2 separate regions of the Mus musculus genome follow, and region 1 is linked to region 2. The links are chromatin loops, found by intact Hi-C in ENCODE. Cell type or tissue: left cerebral cortex. All regions are shown on one strand. Links, peaks and the distances in the headings refer to the core of each region. The heading gives the core; the rest is flanking DNA. Region 1 has its middle 14 kb from the start of Exo5. Region 2 has its middle 16 kb from the start of Cited4.

Evidence for each region. Hi-C counts contacts between places; a loop is a spot of excess contacts. Peaks named below come from ENCODE experiments on the same cell type or tissue, not always from the same donor. Only the 100,000 strongest peaks of a DNase experiment are listed, where the experiment ranks them.
Region 1: a loop joins it to region 2, with 2.9 times the contacts of the local background. A loop is called at or near these places in 16 of 42 quality-filtered maps.

Annotation. Positions count from the first base shown.
Region 1 is chr4:120,907,846-120,913,225 of GRCm38, reverse strand. No RefSeq gene overlaps it. Among named protein-coding and RNA genes, the nearest start is that of Exo5, 14 kb to the left of the region's middle. In left cerebral cortex, for the core only: a CTCF peak has its summit at 3,210 (motif pointing right); DNase peaks (open chromatin) are centred at 1,951 and 3,210.
Region 2 is chr4:120,680,096-120,685,475 of GRCm38, reverse strand. No RefSeq gene overlaps it. Among named protein-coding and RNA genes, the nearest start is that of Cited4, 16 kb to the right of the region's middle. In left cerebral cortex, for the core only: CTCF peaks have their summits at 3,067 (motif pointing right) and 4,352 (motif pointing left); DNase peaks (open chromatin) are centred at 3,063 and 4,327.

The DNA of each region.
Region 1 (5,380 bases), core at 138-5,137, 230 kb before region 2:
CAGGAAGGAACTTAGTCTGGGAAGGGAAGCTTCATTGGCCAAACCCTCAGGGTCCATCTAGATACCTCATTAGCGTGCAGAACTTTGTGTTTTGTGCTAGGCCACGTTCTTCTGTGTGGAGTTGTGGTCACGTGTTCCAGGCCAGGAATCTGGTCAGGAGTAGGGAACTCCTACTGTCCTCAGGTGGATGCCAGCGGTTCTGAACCCACTCAACCTTACCAAGTTTCCTGGCACAGTCCACTGCCCCACAAAAAAGAATTATTGGACCTTTGGTCTTCTAATATTCTGAGTACCTGCCTGCCATACTCTATTGCTTTCAATTTCCACCCACAAAGCATCAGAGTTCCAATTTCTTTTAGTCCTTATAATGTTTATTGTTTTCCATGCATTGATATTGATAGTGGCCATCTCTATAGGTATGAAGCAGTGTCTCACGGTAACTTTGATTTACATTGCACTAATAATTAGTGGTGTTGGGCAAACACCACTAATTAGTGCACTGGCAAACATATTAGCCTATTTGTGTATCTTTGATTTTTTGGTTTTTTTGTTTTGCCTTTTTGTTGTTGTTGTTGTTGTTCTGTTTGAGACAAGATCTTGCTTATTTATTTATTTTAAGATAGAATTTCGCTGTGTAGCCCTAGCTGATCAGGAACTTACTCTGTAGACCAGGCTGGCCTCAGACTCAGACATCTGCCAGCTGATGCCTCCTGAGTGCTAGGATTAAAGGTGTGTACCACCATGCTCAGCTCCATTTTATTCTCTTGAGACTGGGTCTCTAACTGAACCTGGAACTCACTGGTTTTGGCTAGACTGGCTGGCCAGTAAGCTCCATCTCTCATATGTACAGTGTGTTACATGCGCTGCTTCCCCCATACACATAAGCAAATGTAAGAACATTTTAAAAAGATCTCTAAGGGGGACTGGAGTGACAGCTCAGCAGTTAAGAAACTGGATGCTCTTCTAGAGGGCAACAGTAAAGTATGTGCTGCAAATCTACAGACACAGACAAAATATGTATACACAGAATTGTAAAACTCTCTATGATAGTACCCAGCACTGGGGCACTGGATTATGGGCTGTCAGTCTAATCTTCCACCATATAAAACCACTCAATGCATACACAGCATAGGAGAAATTCAAGATCCCTCTGGGTCACTGACATTTCTCAGACACAGGTAAGGAAGGGACTTTTTATCAACAGTATTCATTTATTAGTATCATTCATTCAGGCACTCATTTTGCAGGGCTGAGGATTGAACCCAGGGCCTTCCATATGCTAGGCCAACATTCCACCATTGAGCTACATCCCTAACCACATGAGATAATTTTATAAAACCTACAAAAAAATATGGTTTTGTTGAAGGGATGATTTAAAAAAACACCCACAACAACAACAAAACCCAGAGTCTTACGTAGCCCAGGCTAGGTCAAACGTGCTATGAAACTCCTGATCTTCCAGCCTCTGCCTCCAGAGTGCTGGGATTACAGGTGTGCACTACCACACTCAGTCAGAGGAGACAATAATATTCTTCTTCTTATTATTATTATTGATACAGGATCTCATTATGTCACCCTGGCTGGCCTGGAACTCTCTCTGCAGATCAGACTGGCCTTGAGTTTGCAGAGACCCTGCCTCTGCTTCCAGAGTGCTGGAATTAAAGGCATATCCCACCACAGCCTGTCTGATATTTTAGGACTAGCCTAGATCTTCATTCCTGGGTCCTGGAAGATATCCTTTACCAATCTATGCAATTTCTAGGCAAACATACAGACATAAAGCAGTCAAGACTGCGAGCCCCCACTCTACCAGCCATACAGGTGACACTAGCTAGTGAGCTATGCTAGGCTTTATTTATAAAGGAGCTGGCGGCCACAGTTTGGCAACCTCTTCACAATCCCCTCTCATAGTTATTATTGGCACAGGTGTTGGTCTCATGTGCAGTTCTCAGTGACTCACTTTCGGCAGTCGGTGGAATCTTCAGCGAGGCCTTTTCTTTGGCAGGTTGCTCCTCCCTACTCCGTGAACATTGATGCTTCAACAGCCAGTTTGCTTTTGAAACTGTCTCACCATGTAGCCCTGGTTGATCTGAAACTTCCTATGACTGGGCTGACCTTAAACTCAGAGATCCACCTTCCCATGTCTCCTGAGTGCTGGGACTAAGGGCAGGAGTCACAGTATCCAACCTTGATAAGCCAGTCTTCTGTCATTGTCCCCTCACACCACATGGGCCTGGGGCTGAACTATGGACACTGTGTGACTGATGATGGCTAAATGTGCTGCTATAGTTTTTTGTTTTTGTTTTTGTTTTTTGTTTTGTCAACTTGACACAAGCTGGAGTCATCTGAGAAGAGGGACTCTCAATTGAGAAGACTCCATTAGATTAGCCTGTAGTTCGTTTTTTGTTTTTTTGTTTTTTTTCCTTTTTGTTTGTTTGTTCTCGTCTACCAAAGCTTCAGTCTTTTCAAATGGCTCCTGGCCAGGAATTCCCCGGGAGCAGGATTTGGAACGGATAGTAGTCTCCATCCTATACCATAGACTCCTGTTTTCAGACAACATTTTGAAAATAGGCATTACGGGGGTATAATTACAGATGTAATGTACTCTTTCTGTTGTTTTGCTTGGGGGAGGGTAGGGTGTGGCTAGGTAACCTAGACTATCCTTGAACACTTGATCCTCATACATCAGTTTCCCAAGTGCTGGAATTACAAGCCTAAGCCACCACACTTAGTTTACTAATTGACGTTCCCCACGCCCCCTGCAAATTAGTCTTGAATGTTCTAAAATTTCATGTAATGAAGGCATTTACCCTTTGTGTAATACCTTTCCTTCAGCACGCACATGTTGTTGTCATTTTGACACTTCATCCCTGCTGTTGCTTTTGCAAGCACAGTAGTGTCCTATGGTTGCCCATCTCAATATGCCACAGGTGGATTTTCCCCCACTGTGGGTAGATGTGACAGTTATACATCTGTTACTTCTTCCAATCTTCCTTCCGTTGCCTGTTCTGTCATAGTTCCTTAAAGGTAGTGGTTTTTAACCTTCCTAAAATTGTGACCCGTTAATAGAGTTCCTCATGTTGTGGTGACCCCCCAACCATAAAATACTTAGGCGACTAACAGATGACGCCCCAAAAAGGGTCGACCCACAGGTTAAGAGCAGCGGCTTCAAGTTTCTTTCAATGAGAGCACGACATTTTGTCAGTAGATGGCGCTGCAGAGCCATTGCAGCAGGAAGGAACTTGCATTTCCTTCTGGTGAGTTGTTTTACTCTCCCCGTCTGTGCCAACAGCACATGCATGGGCTATCTGTTTGTGTTTTGCCCCGACTACATGTCCCCATCACATTAACACCTATAAAGATACAACCCTAGTCCAGAGCCGCCTTGAACAATGCTCCCAATGAGGACACTGCCCATCTCAGCTGGCCCGGACATGGACATTCGTGACTCCTGTGTGCCAAGTCTCAGCTTCTGCTCCAGGGTGCTTCCAACACCAGGTCTTGCACCATTCTGTGTGCAAGTAGGTTCATGACTATTCTGGGCACTCGTGTTTCTTCTACCAAGGCTAGCCTTTGTAGCACAGCCGACTTCTTACATTATCGTACATGTTTGCTAACAGGTTTGCGTCACAGCTTTAGGAAGAGTCCCACCTTCCAATTTGTTTCTTTGGGTATCTTCCTTCAGCTTTAGGATAGTCCTTAGGTCATTTTGAACTCGGGGCCTTGTGCGTGCTAGGCAAGTACTCTACCACTGAAGGATACCAGGCTTTTCCCTCTCCTTTTACATCTTCATAGCTGCTCCAATGCTAAATTGATGTGTTTTTCTTTTGTTATTATCTTTTCTTGAGACAAGGTCTCCTATGTAGCCCAGGCTGGCCATGAACTTACCATGATTCTCCTACATCTACTTTGAAGTGTTTGGATTACAGGCATGAGCCTACTAAACTGGCTGGTTTGTTTTAACATTTCCTTCTTAAGCTGGGCATAGTGAGGTATCCCTGGCCTCAGGTTAAACTACACATTGAGTTCCAAAACAGCTTGGGTCACAGTAAAAACATGTCTTAGAAAGAAAAAAAAAAAAAAACGGAATTAATTATATGATTACTTAATAAAGTCCCTCTTTCAAATTTCTACGTGGTTTCAATATTTGGACTGCACTGTAACAGACAGTTTGTAAGTTTGTTTCCATTTGGGGCTTTCATGAGTGGATAAAGCTGTTTTGGATGTTCTCGCCTTTGGGAAGTTGTCTTGTCTTTTCCTCCTTTCTTTCCTTTCTTTCTTTCTATCTTTCTTTCTTTCTTTCTTTTTTCCTTCCTTCCTTCCTTCCTTCCTTCCTTCCTTTCTTTCTTTCTTTCTTTCTTTCCTTCTTTCCTAGAACACTCCCATGTTATTTATTTTTTTTTTGTTTGTTTGTTTTTGAGAAAAGGTCTCACTGTGATGCTCTGGCTGGTCTGGATCTTTTTTTTTTTTTGTAAAATTTAAAATTTTATTGATTTAAATACACCAGCCATTTATAAAATCATGATAATAATTAAATTACAAAATGAGAAAAAGCAAAAGCAAAATCAGCCCACCAAAAGTATAATGGAGCATAGCAAGCAAAATGTTCAGGATTTTATAAGAACAGATCATGCATGTTACTTAATATTAGCACTGACCATTCATTCAGCTCCAGTTAAATATCATTCAACTCAAGGAAGAGCGTCAACAGATGCATTTCTGGGGAATGTGCTATTGCATGTTAATGACCAAATAGTGAGTACATTATCTATTAATAACAAAAATAATCATTATGGGAAAGCATAGTTTAAGTCCCTAACACAGAGTATGAAGGCTGCTGAGAATCAGGTCATAGGCACATTTGCAGCTGAACTTATGCATTGCGTTGTGCACAGCTGCCCTTCAATTATTTCAACTCTTACCTGTGAGTTGCTTGCTTCTAACTGCGCGCATAATGTACTGCTATTCCCACGGTGTCCAGAGGCTGAGGCCACACCCAGGTAGATACTCTCTCACTTAAAACCAAGAAGTAGAAGAATTTTGGATCTTCCGTTCTTGTGACTTAAAATTAGGACTCGGTTAATTTTTTATTAATCTTAGAACCTATTTTCAAACAAGTTCAATCCCATGTTACTTCCGGTTTTGACAGTAGTTATCCATACATAAGTAGAACTTTCTTCGTTCCGTGTTAGGTGGATTTGGGGTTAAAAATTCATTTTTCCAACCATGTGGAGTGATTAATTGCCATTTCTTTTTGTTTGTTTATTTTGTTTGTAGAACATGATTTTAATATTTTCAACTGCTAATATTCAACAAACTAATTATTTTAAGATATATTTTGTTGTTATGTCTCACTTTTCATTTCTGATTTTATTAATTT
Region 2 (5,380 bases), core at 102-5,101:
GTCAAGCCCTGCTCCAAATACAGCTGCATTTTCAGGTTTGAGGGACTAGAGCTTAAGCATGTGAGTTTTGAGGATCTATCCTATCACACGCGGGGCAGCATTTGATCCACCTCCCCACCCCTCCCCCATCCTGCTTTCTAGAAATGTTCAGGGGCTCAGAATTGCTTTGGAGCCTATTCTTCTGGACAGAGGTAGACACCTGAACACATCATAAAACCAATCATTTAAAAACCTTATTTGGTGGCTGGAGTTGCTCTTCCAGACCAACTCAGCACCCACATCAGGTGGCTCATAACCATCTGTAACTCTAGCTTCTGGCCTCCCTTAGCATTAGTGTTGTGATCATAAAAAGAGAAAGAGCTATAAGAATATGTTCTGGGGCTGGTGAGGTGGCTCAGTGGGTAAGAGCACCCGACTGCTCTTCCGAAGGTCCAGAGTTCAAATCCCAGCAACCACATGGTGGCTCACAACCATCCGTAACAAGATCTGACTCCCTCTTCTGGTGTGTCTGAAGACAGCTACAGTGTACTTACATATAATAATAAATAAATCTAAAAAAAAAAAAAAAAAAGAATATGTTCTGGCAGGGTGTGGGGGAAGGAGGTGCCTAAGAGGGCCCATGCCAAGGTATCTCTTCCCCCTGAGGAACCACACACACACACACACACACACACACACACACACATACTGGTATAGTATAGAATAGAGTTTATTTAGGGCATGGGGAGGGGAGTTAAGAGAGTAGTAGAGGCAGAGAAAGGCAGAGAGAAGAAGAGAGTGGAGAAGAAGAGGCCGGCCATGATCGTGCAGGGGGGTGGGGGTGGGGTGGGGATGGGGAGAGAGGGGGAGCCAGAGGGCAAGAGGCAAGGAAGAGAAGCAGGAGTAAGAGAGAGAGGAGCGGGCAAGCAGCCCCTTTTATAGTGCTAGGCCTACCTGGCCGTTGCCAGGTAACCATGGGGGTGGAGTCCAGACAGAATACCAACAATGTGTACTCATACACACATACCCTGTGAAGGCACACACACACACACACACACACACACACACACTCACCTATGTACAACGAAATAACAAAACGTATTAGGCTGCAGTGGCACTTTAGTCCCAGCATTTGAGGAACAGAGCAGGTGGATCTCTGTTCCAGGTCAGCCAGGTCATAGCAAGCTCCAAGCCAGCTGAGGCTGCACTGTCCCAAATAATAAAAGTAAATCTTTAAAACCTTATTTGGTTAGACACAGAACCTTTGTTATAATATTATGTGTTTGGAACACTCCCCCCCCCCCCCGACACACACTCCCATTAATGTGAAGGTGACCTCAGTCCTAACCATGCCATAGGCATGGAATATGTGCCCAGCATCTTATGGCTACCCAAATAAACCAGGTCTGTCTTCATGACGCAATGTTTACCTAGAAATTAGAGTAATTTGTAGCCTACAAAACCTGAAAGTCTGTTTATGTGAAATCTTGCTTCTTGCCTAAACCATGCCATGGCTCCCCTCGTGGGGCAGACACTTGACGATCTGTCCGTCTCACGGTAGGTCTCATGGGAGGTTCATGGAACAATATGCTGAGATGTTTCATCCAATGGAAGACAGGGGGAAGGCAGGACTGGCAGGCAGAGAAGCTAACCTCCTGTGGTGTCTGCGACATGGAGTTGGTTTGTTTTGCAGTGTTATCAGAGACCTGACTAGCATCTAGTGAGACAGGGGTGTGTGTGTGTGTGTGTTCATATTGCACCTAACAAAAGATCTCCTCAAACCCTCTCTATTTGCCTTTGGTTTTGTCCCAAAGTCTCTAATCATTAGATACACCCTTTCTTTCACACTTCCCTCCAAAACCTAAAAAAAAAAAAAAAAAAGAGTTCGAAGACATTGAGGATTTCCTGGAAGATTGAAGTTTTCTGGGAGGAGATACCCAAGGCTCGAGTCTAGCCTTATCTGCCTGCTCAGAACGCAGAGAAATCTGCCTCATCTCTAGTGTGGTTTGAATAAAAATGGCCCTCATGGGCCCCACTGGAAGGGGTGCTATTAGGAGGTGTGGCCTTGTTGGAGTAGGTGTGGCTTTGCTGGAGGCAAATGGGGGATGGGCTTTGAGATCTCAGAGGATCAAGCTAAGCTCAGTGGCTCAGTTCTCTTCGTGCTGCCTGCTGATCCATCCCACTGTAGAATTCTCAGCTCCTTCTCAGCACCATGCCTGGCTGCACGCTGCCATTCTTGTCGCCATGACTAAACCTCTGAACTGTAAGCCAGCCCCAATTACATACTGTTTTTATGAGAGTTGCCATGGTGTCTCTTCACAGCGATAGAAACCCGATGACACCTCTCTTTCATGGTCTGAGACTCCCTCGGCTCCTCTCCTGGTACTAGGACCTCTCTGCTTTCTCAGGTGTGATGTTAGCGAGATGGAGGACAAGAAACATCTATTTTGTTTTAAAGTTGTTGTAACATTTGTCCATCATGTGTGTTGGGGGCAGACACGTGGAAGTCAGCAGATAATTTGCAGGTGGTTCTCTCTTTTCATCAGGTGTGGAGATCCAGTTCATGTCGTTAGGCTTGGTGGCAAGTGATCTTACCTGATGAGGTGTATCGTGTGTGTGTGTGTGTGTGTGTGTGTGTGTGTGTGTGTGTGTGTGTGTGATGCATGCGTGTGCAGAAGTTGAAGTGGTATTGGGCATCCTGTTCTATCACTGTACCTTTTTTTTTTTTTTTTTTGGAGACAATTTGTCTTACTGATCTTGGAGTTTGAATGGTGGCGGGCTAGCAAACCCCAGCAGTTGTCCTAGATTCGCCCTCCACAGTGCTGGCGTCACAGATGCGCCCAGCCTCCCAAGCTTTCTCTATGGACGCTGGGATCTGAACTCAGGCCCCATACACTTGAGCTCACCCACAGAGCCATCTCTCCAGTCCCTGAAAGATGTATTTCATGTTTTCAATCGTCATCATCCTCTACAGGAGAACAGGCGCGCACACGTAGGTTGGCAGGGAGCAGAGCAAAGCTACACGGGAATGATTGTCTTCTACCCAAGAAACCTCCACTAGTCCCTGCTATGTGCACCCACAGCCACAAGGGGTCAGTAAAGACCTTGGTGTCGCAGCACCAGCCTGGTATTAGGAAACAAGCCGGGTTTGGGGGTCCTAGAGACCCTACCTGAAAGGTTCAGAGGGTACAGGGCTGTGTGCTCAGCCTTTCACTTTTATTCCAGTTGTTTGTTGCTCGCTGATACACATCAAGCACTGCTACAATCGCCACGGTCATGGTCATAGCAGCTCTTGTAAACTCATGAGTCCCTACTTCCCTAGATCAGGCAGTAGTATACTATTGTCTAGACAGAAATCAACAGCAGCAAAAAAGCTCAGATAACCCCAGAAGGTGGTAAGAAAACGAAACGGAAATGGGGTAGTCACAGAGTTAGGAGAACCCTGGGTGTGGCAATCGGGAAGGTCCAAGGGAAATAGCAAGGCCTCCAGGAGCCCTGGATCCAACAGCTCCGTTCTGCAGACGAGGAAATGGGGCTCCAAAAGCCAGTGTAGAGCCCGGAGAGGAAAGAGCCCAAGTGTCTTAACTTCCAGACCAGTCTCTGAATGGCTCTCCTTCCCTTTGCTCTTCAGCTTACCCTGTATCTTCTTGGGATGTGAGGGCGCTTTGAGAACGTGGGTCTTAACAGGACGGTATGTGTATCTCTGTGTGTAAAACTTTCAGAAGCCCTCAGAGCAAAAACTACACGAAAACCACACAGTAATGATAAAGGGATCCCACAGAGTTCTGATTTTGGTCTCGTGATTCAACTTCAAGGCCTCCTCATATATTATTACACATTAAATTCTTTCCCAAATTTCGGGTTTGGTGCCTTGCCTCTCTGAGGGTGTGGCCCTGGGAAAGTTATTTCTTCAGCTCCCTCATCTTAAAATCTGAACTCAACTTTCCTAACCCCGAAGCCACCTCCCTCTCCACACCTCGGGTCATTTGCGTGACTGGGCACTGGGCTGAACCCGCCTCCTGCTCCTGAACCCACCCTGCTTACACACACCAGCCCTGAGCCCATCCATACAAATGTTAAACCCAGTCATGCTTGTTTAGACACTCTCAGAGACGCGATGAGGTAGGTTCGGGTGTGATCATCCCGTTTGCCAAGCAGAAAGCAGGTTCCAGCAAGAGAGGACTCGCTCTAGGTCACACTGTGTGAGCGACAGAGTCAGGCTTCAAACAAACAAACAAACAAACAAATCCTTCATCTTTCCCTATTCAAAGTTCATATCTAAGATAATGGAAAACATCAAAGCTCCATTCCGCCCCCCACCCGGAAAATCCATATAGGTGGTCCAGCAAGCTTCACCTGGTAGGGTACTGCCACCTGCAGGGAAAAGCGTGGTATTGCACCCCACTTCAAGCAGGTGTCATCAAGCCAAACTCAGAGGTAACTCCGGCTGAATTTCTTTTTTCTCTTCTCTTCTCTTCTCTTCTCTTCTCTTCTCTTCTCTTCTCTTCTCTTCTCTTCTCTTCTCTTCTCTTCTCTTCTCTTCTCTTCTCTTCTCTTCTCTTCTCTTCTCTTCTCTTCTCTCCTCTCCTCTCCTCTTCTCTTCTCTTCTCCTCTCTTCTCCCCTCCCCTCCCCTCCCCCCCTCCCTCCCTCCCTCTAGCTCTCTTTCTTTCTTTCTTTCTTTCTTTCTTTCTTTCTTTCTTTCTTTCTTTTTTTTTTTTTTTTTTTTTTTTGTTTTCCGAGACAGGGTTTCCTTGTGTAGCCCTGGCTATCCTGGAACTCACTCTGTAGACCAGGCTGGCCTCGAACTCAGAAATCTGCCTGCCTCTGCCTCTGCCTCTGCCTCTGCCTCTGCCTCCCAAGTGCTGGGATTAAAGGCATGCGCCACCACTGCGGGGGGGGGGGGTGTCCGCGCGCGCGCACTCCGCAGAGCACGTGTGGAGGTCAGAGAACAACTTGTGGGAGTCGGCTCGCCCCTTTCACTGTGTATATTCTGGGGATTGAGCTCAGACCATCTGGCTTGGTGGCAAACACCTTTATCTATCTTGCCAGCCCAAGGTTTTCAAATGTTTTTGGTCCAGTGAACAATCTCAGTGAAGGCACTAGAGCTGTATTTCGGTGGCAAAGAATAAATTCAGCATGAGGAATGTCCTTGGCTTGACCCCAGCACCACCAAAAGAAAAAAGAAAAAAAAAAAAAAGGTGGGAGAGAGGCTCGAGGGGGAGAAGTCTGAATTGTGTGCCTCTTACCTCATGAAAGTACTGAAGTCCAAAATGAAGTGCTCCCCATAATCTTGGGGGTTTGAATACTTTGTTCCCTGTTGGTGGCTGTGTTTGGAGAGGCTTAAGAGTATGGCCTCCCTGGAGGAAGTACGTCACTAGAGGTGGGCCCTGAGAAATTAGA